Regions from separate parts of the Mus musculus genome. Here region 1 is linked to region 2. The links are chromatin loops, found by intact Hi-C in ENCODE. Cell type or tissue: left cerebral cortex. All regions are shown on one strand. Links, peaks and the distances in the headings refer to the core of each region. The heading gives the core; the rest is flanking DNA. Region 1 holds the start of Tmem220 (transmembrane protein 220). Region 2 holds the start of Gm40029 (a long non-coding RNA gene).

Evidence for each region. Hi-C counts contacts between places; a loop is a spot of excess contacts. Peaks named below come from ENCODE experiments on the same cell type or tissue, not always from the same donor. Only the 100,000 strongest peaks of a DNase experiment are listed, where the experiment ranks them.
Region 1: it touches region 2 in a loop (2.6-fold over the local background); 5 of 42 quality-filtered maps call a loop at or near these places.

The regions. Positions count from the first base shown.
Region 1 is chr11:67,022,396-67,027,768 of GRCm38, reverse strand. It overlaps Tmem220 (transmembrane protein 220), which reads right to left and starts at 2,615. Exons shown (of 6, transcript NM_001291042.1): 1 at 2,498-2,615; 2 at 1,831-1,860. The coding sequence starts at 2,590. In left cerebral cortex, for the core only: a CTCF peak has its summit at 2,804 (motif pointing left); DNase peaks (open chromatin) are centred at 2,739 and 3,475; H3K4me3 peaks cover 1,273 bases; H3K27ac peaks cover 205 bases.
Region 2 is chr11:67,348,379-67,353,751 of GRCm38, reverse strand. It overlaps Myh13 (myosin, heavy polypeptide 13, skeletal muscle), which reads right to left. Exons shown (of 39, transcript NM_001081250.2): 18 at 4,829-4,952; 19 at 4,046-4,182; 20 at 3,263-3,518; 21 at 1,556-1,798; 22 at 3-179. Gm40029 (a long non-coding RNA gene) reads left to right here and starts at 3,300. Exons shown (of 3, transcript XR_879955.3): 1 at 3,300-3,747; 2 at 4,153-4,283; 3 at 4,691-4,981. In left cerebral cortex, for the core only: CTCF peaks have their summits at 489 (motif pointing left) and 3,151 (motif pointing right); a DNase peak (open chromatin) is centred at 3,166.

The DNA of each region.
Region 1 (5,373 bases), core at 197-5,196, 330 kb after region 2:
TCCTGCTTTGACTCCTCACGCATTGGGTATACTCCTCTGGGGCTTAGAGAGGTCTGCAGCTGCAGAAGCTATTCAATAAACATGAGGAAGGCTGAGAAGAGAAAGCCCTATTCCTTCATGCCACTCTTGACCACCAAGTGACCACCAGAGTTTCTTTCTTTCTTTCTTTCTTTCTTTCTTTCTTTCTTTCTTTCTTTCTTTCTTTCTTTCTTTAATTATGGAACGCTTCGTTTCTTACGTGATATGTTCTGTATTTCTATAACCTGTTGTTATAATCCACATCCCAGTATTTGCCTCTGTGATGCAAGTAGCCTCCATGAACAAGGTACAGCAGGGACTGTGGGAAGGAGCTGGGCGAAGACCTAGTTTCCAAAGTGCAGAAAGCAACATAGTACTGTTCATCTGTGCATCCATTCCTTCTGTACTTCCCTCGGGAGGATCTTTACGAGGAAACTTTATACAAGGCTCCTAAGAAGATGGAGACCATGTCCCTGTCCTTCTGGAAGCTGGCTGCCCAGAGCATCAGCCAAAGGAGTTATTGCTACAATAAGAGATCAGGAAGGATGGTCAGATCCTCCTGGAAAGAGGCAGAGCGACTGAGATGGCATCTGAGACAGTCCTGGGAGCCTGGGCACACAGCAGCAGGCAGGCTAGGGGCAAGGCCCATTTGCCATCATTTCTGGACTAGACTCCAAAGACAATGCTGGAAATGTGGGATGGGCCATGCTATGGTGGGGCTAAAGACCAAATGGAGGAGCTCCGACTTAGCTTGGGAAACAACAAAGGGTTTGAAAGCGGACAGTGTTGTAGAGGCAGAGGAGGCAGGAGGCAGATAGAAGAGTTATAAGGCTGTCTTCAGGGGAAGTAAGGGAGGGCTGAGTGGGAACGAGCAAAGGTAGGGTACTCAGGCACTGTGCATGTACCTATGCCTAGAATGGATGCTGCTGAATTCTTTTTTTACTTTTGACAGCATCTCAGGGCAGTGATGTTAAAGGCAACAGGTATTGAGTGAAGATGCCTAGTAGCTCTGCTGAGAACAGAAATTGCTGGGTCAGTCAGGAGGTGGACGAGGCTTAGGGAGGAGGTGTTCTGTGGGATCCCAGACAGGTTTCACAGAGCAGCATGGTGGTGCTGGTGGCTATTTGGAGCCATCTTTTAGAGAATCAACATGGAGCTTCCTGAGGGGATATATGAGATATGATTGTGAACTCAGGCTATGGAGCAAAATGCTGAGGAGGTCATCTAATTTGGGGAGAGGGGACTCTGGATAACAAGCAGTTTCAGGCCATGGTTCTACTGCACCAACATTCAAACCAGGCTAGAACTCAGCTCTGCATTCCTGGTGTTCTCACTCACTGCTCTCTATACAGTGAACACTGTCCCCAAACCCAAGAATGAGTTTCTCAGTGATACTGTGCAGTCTGCCTCCAAGACGGTCTATTGTTGTCTGAGAACAAAAGTCACAGATGGATATAACCGGCACACATCCTTGTTACGGCTGTCATAAAGGTTAGCATAATGTATGTCAAATGACTAGCATGTTGTAAGTCCTTAGCAAAGACAGGAGCTCTTACTGTCATGCCCGGTGTAGTCATGGGAAGTGGGAGTCGCTGGTATAAGCTCTCTCTGCAGAAAGACTTTCGTGTCTACAGAAAGTTCAGAATTCACATCTCCATCAGTTATATGATCAGAGTGATTTCCCCCTCCGATGCGAAAAATTAGGGACATGAGCTCACAGAGGTATTAATTTCTGGGTTTTAGACAAGAGTCCCAGGATCAGAGTGTAGTCGTGTCAAATGGAGGAACGTTTTGCAAGTAGCTCATACTCACCACCCACAACTCTGCATCTGGATCGTTTACCTAGAATGTCAAAACGTCAAGGTGTTAGCTCACATTAGATCCATGTATCCTCTGTCTGGTCTGGCCTTGTGTTTACTATTCATTGCGAAGAACTAGGCGCTACAATGGGCTCAGGGTACATAACACCATGAGCTAGTTTAGCAGTCTGCACATCCCGATGGCAGCAGGGACTCTCCTCTCGGTTGAACACAACAGGTAGATCTAACCACCCAGCCATGCATCTTTTGAAAATAACTGCTTGGGATTTCCTAAGAACTATTATAGTGTATATGAAAATCCTAGGTCCCAAGATACGAGGGCAGTCACCCTGAGGATGATCAGGAAGAGGTCTAGGAAGGGTAAGGATGCTGTCTATTCTATTTCCACTTTCCTCCCAGGCGCTAAAACCCATCTCACTGAGGCTGAAGATTCGAAAAGGTGTCAGAGCTGCGGTTCTGGGCCCCTTTCTAAGTGACCGGCTGCACAAACTTGCACGCGGGGCCGCTAGGTCAAGCTCTGAGTGCGTTGCCTAACTACACATATTCATCCATGTTCTTTCTGCTTGAAAGGACTCTGTGGGTCCCAATTCGGCTCCACCCTGAGAACTGGTCGCCCAGGCTTCGCGGTCCCTCTGCCAGCCCTCCTCAGCCCGCCTGACCTGCACCACAGCGGCCAGGGCGAAGAAAGCTGCCATGAGTGCGTTGCAGGCCCGCCACAAGCCGGGAGCCCAAGTAGCCACTGCTGGCGCCATGACCTGGAAGCCGGAGGAGCAGGACAGGCCCCAGAGGGGCGTGGCCAGAGGGCGAGGCTGGGCTAGCGGGGCGGTACCCAGGAGGGGCGGGGCGTAGTAGGTGGGGGAGGGACAAGGGGCAGGGCTCAGACAGCGGGAGCGGGGATACAAGGGCGAGGCGAGCCCTTCTTCCCTCCCCGCCCTCCTCAGGTCTAGAACGGTCTTGCGGCGCTCTCTAGTGGATAAAGTGTATCATTGGCATGTGCCTTTCTTTTCCCTTATTCTTTCTCTCATTAAAAAAGCAAATGAAGCCGGGCGTGGTGGCGCACGCCTTTAATCCCAGCACTCGGGAGGTAGAGGCAGGCCTGGTCTACAAAGTGAGTTCCAGGACAGCCAGGGCTACACAGAGAAACCCTGTCTCGAAAAAACAAAACAAAACAAACAAACAAACAAACAAACAAAGCAAATGAAAGAAACAAAACAAACACAACAGAACAAACCAGAAACGCAAATGAAGAAGAGAAAGGAAAAGAAAAAGGACGCGCTAGCGCGCGTGTTCTGGTTAGGTTTTGTTTTTGTTTTTGTTTTTCCGTTTTCTGTGAAAGGGTCCAGTGGCTGTCCTGGAACTCACTATATAAAACACACTAACTTCAAACTCACAGTCTGGTCTCATTTACACATTCATAGTCCTAAATAGTGCTGGAATTAGTATTTAAGTGCTTCTTTTTAAAGCTCCCGTGCTTCCAGAGGGAGGAAAACATTGCGACATTTCTGAAGTGAGTTCCAGAGGCAGCTCCCTTTACCTTCACGTGCTCTCATCATATAAGATATTTATTTATGTATTATACATATTTATATTTCTAACCCATCTGCAAAACCAACGTTTCCAACACTCATTTGCTATGCATTTCTTAGAAAGGGAAGACTTGGAAGTATTGGCAGCTCTCTGCTCACTTATTTCAGCCAGTTTCCTGTTGTGTAAGCTACGGAGTAGCTCTTCTTTGGGCTCATTTACACATGCATAGACCGAATCATTGTTATTCTAAATAGTCTTTGTCACCTCAAATCCTGCATTTTGGGTGCCTGACTGTTCTGCTTTCCTTTTAACTAAAAGAAGAAAAAGATCAACTTCTCAGAAGTGTTTTCCATTCAAGGGCAGCCTTTAGAGCAGCACTTCTCAACTTGTGGGTCGCGACCCCTTCGAGGGGGCCAAAGGACCCTTTCATAGAGTTCCCCTAAGACCACCAGAAAGCAGATTTGCATTATGATTTATAACAGTAGCAAGATTACAATTATGAATAGCAACAAAAATAATTTTATGGTTGAGGGCCACCTTTGTTGTGATCATAAAAAAAGAAAGAGCTATAAGAATATGTTCTGGCAGGGTGTGGGGAAGGAGATGTCTCCGTGGGTCCATGCCAAGGTATCCCTTCCCTCTGAGGGACCAGCCACACAACAGTATAGTATGGAATAGTTTATTTAGGGCGCAAGGAGGGGAGTAAAGAGGGCAGTAGAGGCAGGGAAAGGCAAAGAGAGAGAGGGTAGAGAAGTAGAGGTCGGCCATGACCACGTGGAGAGAAAGGAAGTGAATGGGGAGAAAGAGGGAGCAAGGGGCAAGAAGCAAGAGGCAAGAGAGTAAGAGAGTAAGAGAGAGAAGAGGGGCCAAGCAGCCCCTTTTATAGTGGGCCAGGCCTACCTGGCTGTTGCCAGGTAACTGTGGGGGTGGAGTCCAGACAGAATACCAACAACCATAACATGAGAAACTGTATTAAAGGGTCACAGCATTCAGAAGGTTGAGAATCTCTGGTTTAAACTGAAGGAACTCCTTGTTTGGGGAATATCATCTGCTGGGTGCCTGGCATAGCACAAGAATGGAATTCCTTCCTCAGAAAAGGGAACACCGGGGTGGGGGTGGGGGTGGGGAGCTGGAGAGATGGCTCAGCAGTTAAGGGCACTGATTGCTCTTCCAGAGGTCCTGAGTTCAATTCCTAGCAACCACATGGTGGCTCACAACCATCTGTAATGGGATCTGATGCCCTCTCCTGGTGTGTCTGAAGACAGCGACAGTGTACTCATAGAAATAAAAACTCTTAAAAAGGAGAGAGAGAGAGAGAGAGAAAGGGAGCTTGGGGGTCTTGGAGAAGCAGGCACCAACTACTTTTACTAATATTGGGTGTGGCTCCTCTTCCGGTCTCCCTCACTAATCAGCCTCGAATGCGGATAAGGCAAGGTCACCTTCAGTGCTTCGCCTCTGCGTGGAAAGAAAGAAGCTAAAGTGGAGAGCGCTGTGGGCGGGATTACCTACCCACCCACTCCCTGCCCCCACCCCTGTAGCCCCATTTTTTTGGAGCCTTTAAAGAGGTGGTTAAGTTAAAATGAGGTCATGGGCTGGTAAGATGTAAAGCAATTGCAACACAAAGCTACCTACCTCAGTTTGATCCGTGTGAAAAGACAGGAGGAATCTGGCCACTCCCACCCACCCCCACACATCCTTGATGTGCCCTCAAACACACACACACACGTGTACACACACACACACACTCACACTGATGATGATAATAATAATAATAATAATTAACAATATTAATAGTGAAAGAACATTTTTTATTTATGCAGACAGCATTCTGCCTGCATGCCAGAAGAGGGCGCCAGATATCATTATAGTTGGTTGTGCGCCACCATGTGGTTGCTGGATTTGAACTCAGGACTTCTAGAAGAGCAGTCAGTGCTCTTAACCTCTGAGCCGTCTCTCCAGCTAAAAAGAACATTTTTTTTTTTAAACGAGGCCACAAGGATGAACTCTA
Region 2 (5,373 bases), core at 78-5,077:
ACGTCATCCGTCTGCTGTTCCAGCTTGACATTGATTTTGATGAGACCGTTGACTTTATCTTCTTCAACCTGCAGGTCATCCAGGGTCTGCTGATGGGCTTCCTGCAGAGACTTCTTTTCTTTCGTCAGTTTGGAAATGGTTTCCTCAAGCGCTGTCATTTCTTCAGAGAGGTTCTTCACCTAGGAGAAAGTCAGCAACTCATCTAATAGTGAAGCAATGACTCCAGCAGCCCCCAACAACAAAACCTATGGCTGCCTTAGCTACCTATGTGTCTCTAGCTTCTAAGCATTCTGCGGCAGGCCATTTCTCAGTTATTTTTATATACATTTTCTTATTTATTTTATTTCATCTTATTTTAAAGAAAGTCTTCAGATAGTTCCTGGGCTGGCTCCAAACTCCTAGACTTAAGAGATTTTTCTGCTTCGGCCTCCCAAGAAGCCAAGAAATGGCACAGATCACTGTACTGGCCAGCCTTGTGGGGGTTTGTGAGACAGAGTGTTCCCGTTCATTTCATCTGCACTTCCCCCTACTGAGCACCAGGGGCTTCATGTTCATCTTTGATACCTGATTCGCCTCGCCTGATGCCCCAGTGGTGCATTGTGCTCTCTGTGTGACTCTACCACATTCTATGGCATGGTCCCAGTTCTGTCCCAAGCAAAGCTACTGAAAGCATCCCTATATATGCAAACACTTTTATATGTGTTCCCAAAACCTTGATGGGAAACTTCCTTAGTCTAACACAAAAACAGAATTGTTGGAGTTGTAGGGTATATAGAATGTTTCTTCCTTTCCTTTCCTCTCCTCCCCTCCCCTCCCCTCTCCTCCCCTCCCCTCCCCTCCCCTCCCCTCCCCTCCCCTCCCCTCCTTTCCTTTCTTTTCCTTCTCTCTAGTCTTTCTTTATTTTTCTTTCTTTCTATTTCTCCTTTCTTCTTCCTTCCTTTTTATACAAGGTTCTTATGTAGCTCTGGCTCTCCTAGGACTTGTTATGTACAGCAGGCTGGCCCCAGGCTCACAGAGATCTGCCTGCCTCTGCCTTCTGAGTTCTGGAATTAAAGACATGCACAACTACTCCTGGAAATTTTTGTTTTATGTGTACGGATGTTTTGTCTGCATATAAGGACCTATGTATACCATGTGTGTGCAGTTCCCATAAAGTCCAGAAGAAGACATCAAATCCCCTGTGACTGGAGTTACAGACTGTTGTAAACCACTTTTGGAAGAGTAGCCAGTGCTCTTGACTGCTGAGCTGTCTCTCTAGCCACTAGATTCCTAATTGGACTAAGTAATGCCAACCGGCTTTCTCTACATCCTTCTAAGGCTTGAGGGTGCCTGTAGTCAGTCCTTACTGCCAAGGAAATGCACAAGTTAGCAACACCCCCACCCCACCCCCCAGGGAGAGTTGTCGGAGAGCTTGTGGAGTGGAGCTCAAGAATGAGGAATCATACCTGGCAGCTGCTTGCTATGTAGACCAGGCTGGCCCCAGTTCCTGCCTCCCACTTCTAGGTGATGAGTGAAGGCTGGCGGGAAGCCTGTGAGGAGCCCTCAGTGTACCCACCTTGTTCTCCGTGGCGTGCTTTTCCTTCTCGACCTTAGTCAGGGTCAACTCCAGGTCGTCAATGTCTCTTTTGAGAGAAGAACACTTGTCTTCCAGATTCCTCTTCTTGGCAACCAGCTCAGAATTCATCTCTTCCTCCTCCTCCAGCCTCTCATTCAGTTCCTTGACCTTTGCCTCCAGTTGGATCTTGCTTTTGATGAGACCCTCGCATCGTTCCTCCGCATCCATTAGATTCTCTGTTTCCTGAAAGAGACGGGTCACTGTGAGTTCTGATCAGTTATTTGTAAGCCCTGGAAAGAAAGAGCCTGACCCTCAAAAAGCCAGCACCTAAGCTGAGCTGAGAAGTAGGCTGGTTGTACGTGCACGCAGGCATTTACACAAATGTCACCTATGTGCTTGTTTAACCACTGAGGACATCCTCACTGGCAGCCAATCACTCAAAGTAATCTCATGCGAAGGCACTCATGGAGTTACAGGTTCATTGTAAACAAGAAAGCCTCTCCACCAGTCAAGAACCACGTGATCTGCATCCTCCATGCGAAACAAAGCAGATTGGTGTTTTCAAATGTCTACTTTCTACCTGTTAACATTCAACAGAAGGGGGCTGTCCGTATGTCCTTGGCTGTGCTTTCTCCAGCAAGAGAATGGGAGAGTAAAAACACACAGGACTAGGTGACTGAATAGACCCATGTCCCAGAAGACTGTAGTGAGTCTTGTGGATGGGACCAAGACTGGCTATTTATGCTCAAAAGCTAAATCAGCCAACACCTTCCCGTTGTAGAGTATTTGGAGCACTAGACACACAGTGCAGGGCAATGGACGGAATGAGCCAGGGAAGAGTCCTTGCTAATGCTCTCTGAACCTCTCGACGCCTCAGCACACGCTGGGCACTTGACGTGCGTCTGATTCCTTGACAACCATTCACTGTGAGTACTGTTATGGTGTTCATTATGTCCTGTTACGGTGCTCATTTTCAGATGTGAACATGAAGCCAGACAAGAGAACTAACAAACGCTAACAAGAGGGGGAATCTGGGAGGTTAACACAGCTGGATCGGGAACTCCTGTCCTCTGAGCCTTGGAAGGTGGTGCTCCCATGGAGAGCACTCTCTCTACTCATGGGGTGAGAGTAAGTGAGAGAACATGACTGTACATCAGGGGAGATGCAAGGGAAGTCTCTGAGGGTTTGATTAAGAGAAAAAAATACATTTCCTGGAGAGGAAACAATTATGCATCCAGAGTATTGTGGCCCGTGAATGTGGCTCCGTTTCCCCCGCCCTCATTTCTTTGGTAAAGATGAATTCTCTAAAGAATTTTTCAGAGAATAATCATATATTGAAAATCATGCATGGAAAATTGGTTTCTGTTTTCAGTTGGGTTATAATTTTAATGATTTATTTTTATTGATACATTTAAAATGTGGAGTTAAACATTTAAAATAAGTATTCTTATTTTATGTTCATGAGTGGGTGTTTTTCTTGCTGTGGAAGACAGAGAAAAGACCAGAGAGAGCATAAAGTTACTCTGCCAACATGTTTTCTGGGGAAACCAAGGCCAGCCCTGTTCCTACTGACCGGATAATGCTGCAATGCTTGGTAGGACCACTAGGTGGCACCACTGCCTCTTAAATAGACAGCTAAGGGGCCCTCCCTGCTCCTTCACTGTCCTGGGAATCTGTACTTTGCACTCTCGGGTAGAAGAAACTTACAGACTGGACTTGCAACTGAAGGTCATTTTTCTCCTGCAGCAGGGAGACCATTTTCTCCTCCAGCTCCTTCCGACGAGCCTCAGATCTAGCCAGGTCTTCCTTGGCTCGTTCGAAGTCCTCCTTCATGGTGGCCATCTCCTTCTCCGCCTCCGCGCTCTTCAGCAGGGGCTTGATCTTGAAGAACAGGTTCATCCAGGGCCAGTGCTTGACGTTCATGAAGGAACGAACATTGTACTGGATGCAGAAGATGGACTCCCTGGGCACCCACAGGACTTGGATTAATTACCCATCGTATTGTACTTGCTAGTTCGTTTTCCATTTGAACCCCTCCCCGACAGGTCTCAGAATCTTCATCCTTCCCAGCTGGGTAGGAGGTGGTACACCTAAGCATTGCAGAGCCTATGAGTCTATGTGAATGAGGGCACTGGATGCAGCAGGAAAAGATTAGGAAGAAGGAAGGCTGAGCCAACTCCATGCCAACTCCAGTATGTGAACCAGGCCAGAGGCTTGCTGTGCCAGGTCCTCCTTTGCCTAACTATAAAACTGCCATTGTCTGAAGTATTGAATCTCTCTCTGCGTGTGTCTGCTTTCCATGTATCCGTGAACTGTTGGAAGGCAGGGTTTGTTTCCCTATCTCCAGTGCACAGGATGGCTGCTCAGTCACTACTGGACAAATGAATGAATGAATGGATGAATGAATGAATGAACATGCAAAGACCCAAAGAAGGAAGTGATTTCCAGGTGCTGAGTAGGAAGGGGGGGGGGGTAAGAGAGATGAATTACCTCCTCTCCATCATTTTCTTGAACTCCACCCTCATCAGGTAGCCCCTGCACACTGCCTGTGTGCGTGTCATTAGGGTCACCAGCTTCTCGTCTCTCATCTCTTCCAGAAGCCCCAGGAGCCCAGCTTTGAAAAACACCTGCATTAAAAGAGAGAGGAGCCCAGCTGTGTCCTCGGCAGGTGTTCAGTCAGCCTCGTGATAGAGCCTGTTTCTTCTCAATTCCATCCTTGACACCTGAGGTATTTCCAGGCCTCCCGTTCTGCGGGGGTGGTCTCTGGTTTTGTACCTCTTGGGCTGCTGGTAAGGCAGTGTGCTCTAAAGTAGCTTCCAGGTCCATCAGTCACGTAAAGGCAATCATGACAGACCCAGAAAGTAATCACAGGGCACAACTGTGTCCAGGATAGGATTGAGTCAGTGATATATGTCTGGGTGGCTGCGCACAGGACACATACACGCACACAGTGACCAGGAGTCCTTCCATTGGTTATCATTACCCTTCTCAAGCTTACTCTGGGATCTCTCCTATTTTCTATGCACACTGAGGCTCTTTCTTCCCCTTTGAGAGTCTCTCTCCTGGCTCTCTAGGACCTAAGAGTTCCCCTGCTTTTTGCTCCATTTTCTGACTTAAGCTTCTTGACTCTTAAAGATCAACAACAGAGCCGGAGCCCCCCAGCCACTGCCCCAGGGTTCCTCTGCCAGGACTGCAAGACCAGGCTGCTCAAGTTGACTGGAAGAAGAATGACCCTTCCTTCTGAGCAGGAGTCTCCAGGCCACCCGTCCTCACCTTGGTATGGCCGAATCGGAACTGCTCTCGGTCCACATCGATGGAGTTCAGGAGCTTCTCCGAGGCGTTCTTGCTGTCGATGAACTGCCCTTCCGGGATGGCACTGGCGTTAAGGATCCGGTACCTGAGGAGAAGAGACACTGGTTCCGACCTCTCAGCATGGTCTTATACCTGAGACCAGACCCTTCTAGAACCTTCTGCTCCACTCTTAAGAAGGTAAGCACTATTTTGCTAGCCTGAGGTGAGGGGAGAGTCCAGGGGTGAATTCTAGGGTGTGGCGGAGGGAAAGAAACATGAAGGAAGGAGGAAGGCGGGCTGAACATCTAGCTCAGAAAAGTTGCCTTCAGAGGAAATGGCTCTTCTCTGACCTGGAAGAGCTTTGAATTAAACCGTGGCTTAGAGACCTCAGCCCTCCTAACCCTCAAGGGGTCTGGACTTCTGGAAAGAAAGAGTTGTTCTGGGGCAGTGGGTTTCAACTGGAAGACTTGGATCCCAGGGAACACCCGGCAATGTCTGGTGCCTTTGATGGTCATAGCACAGGAATG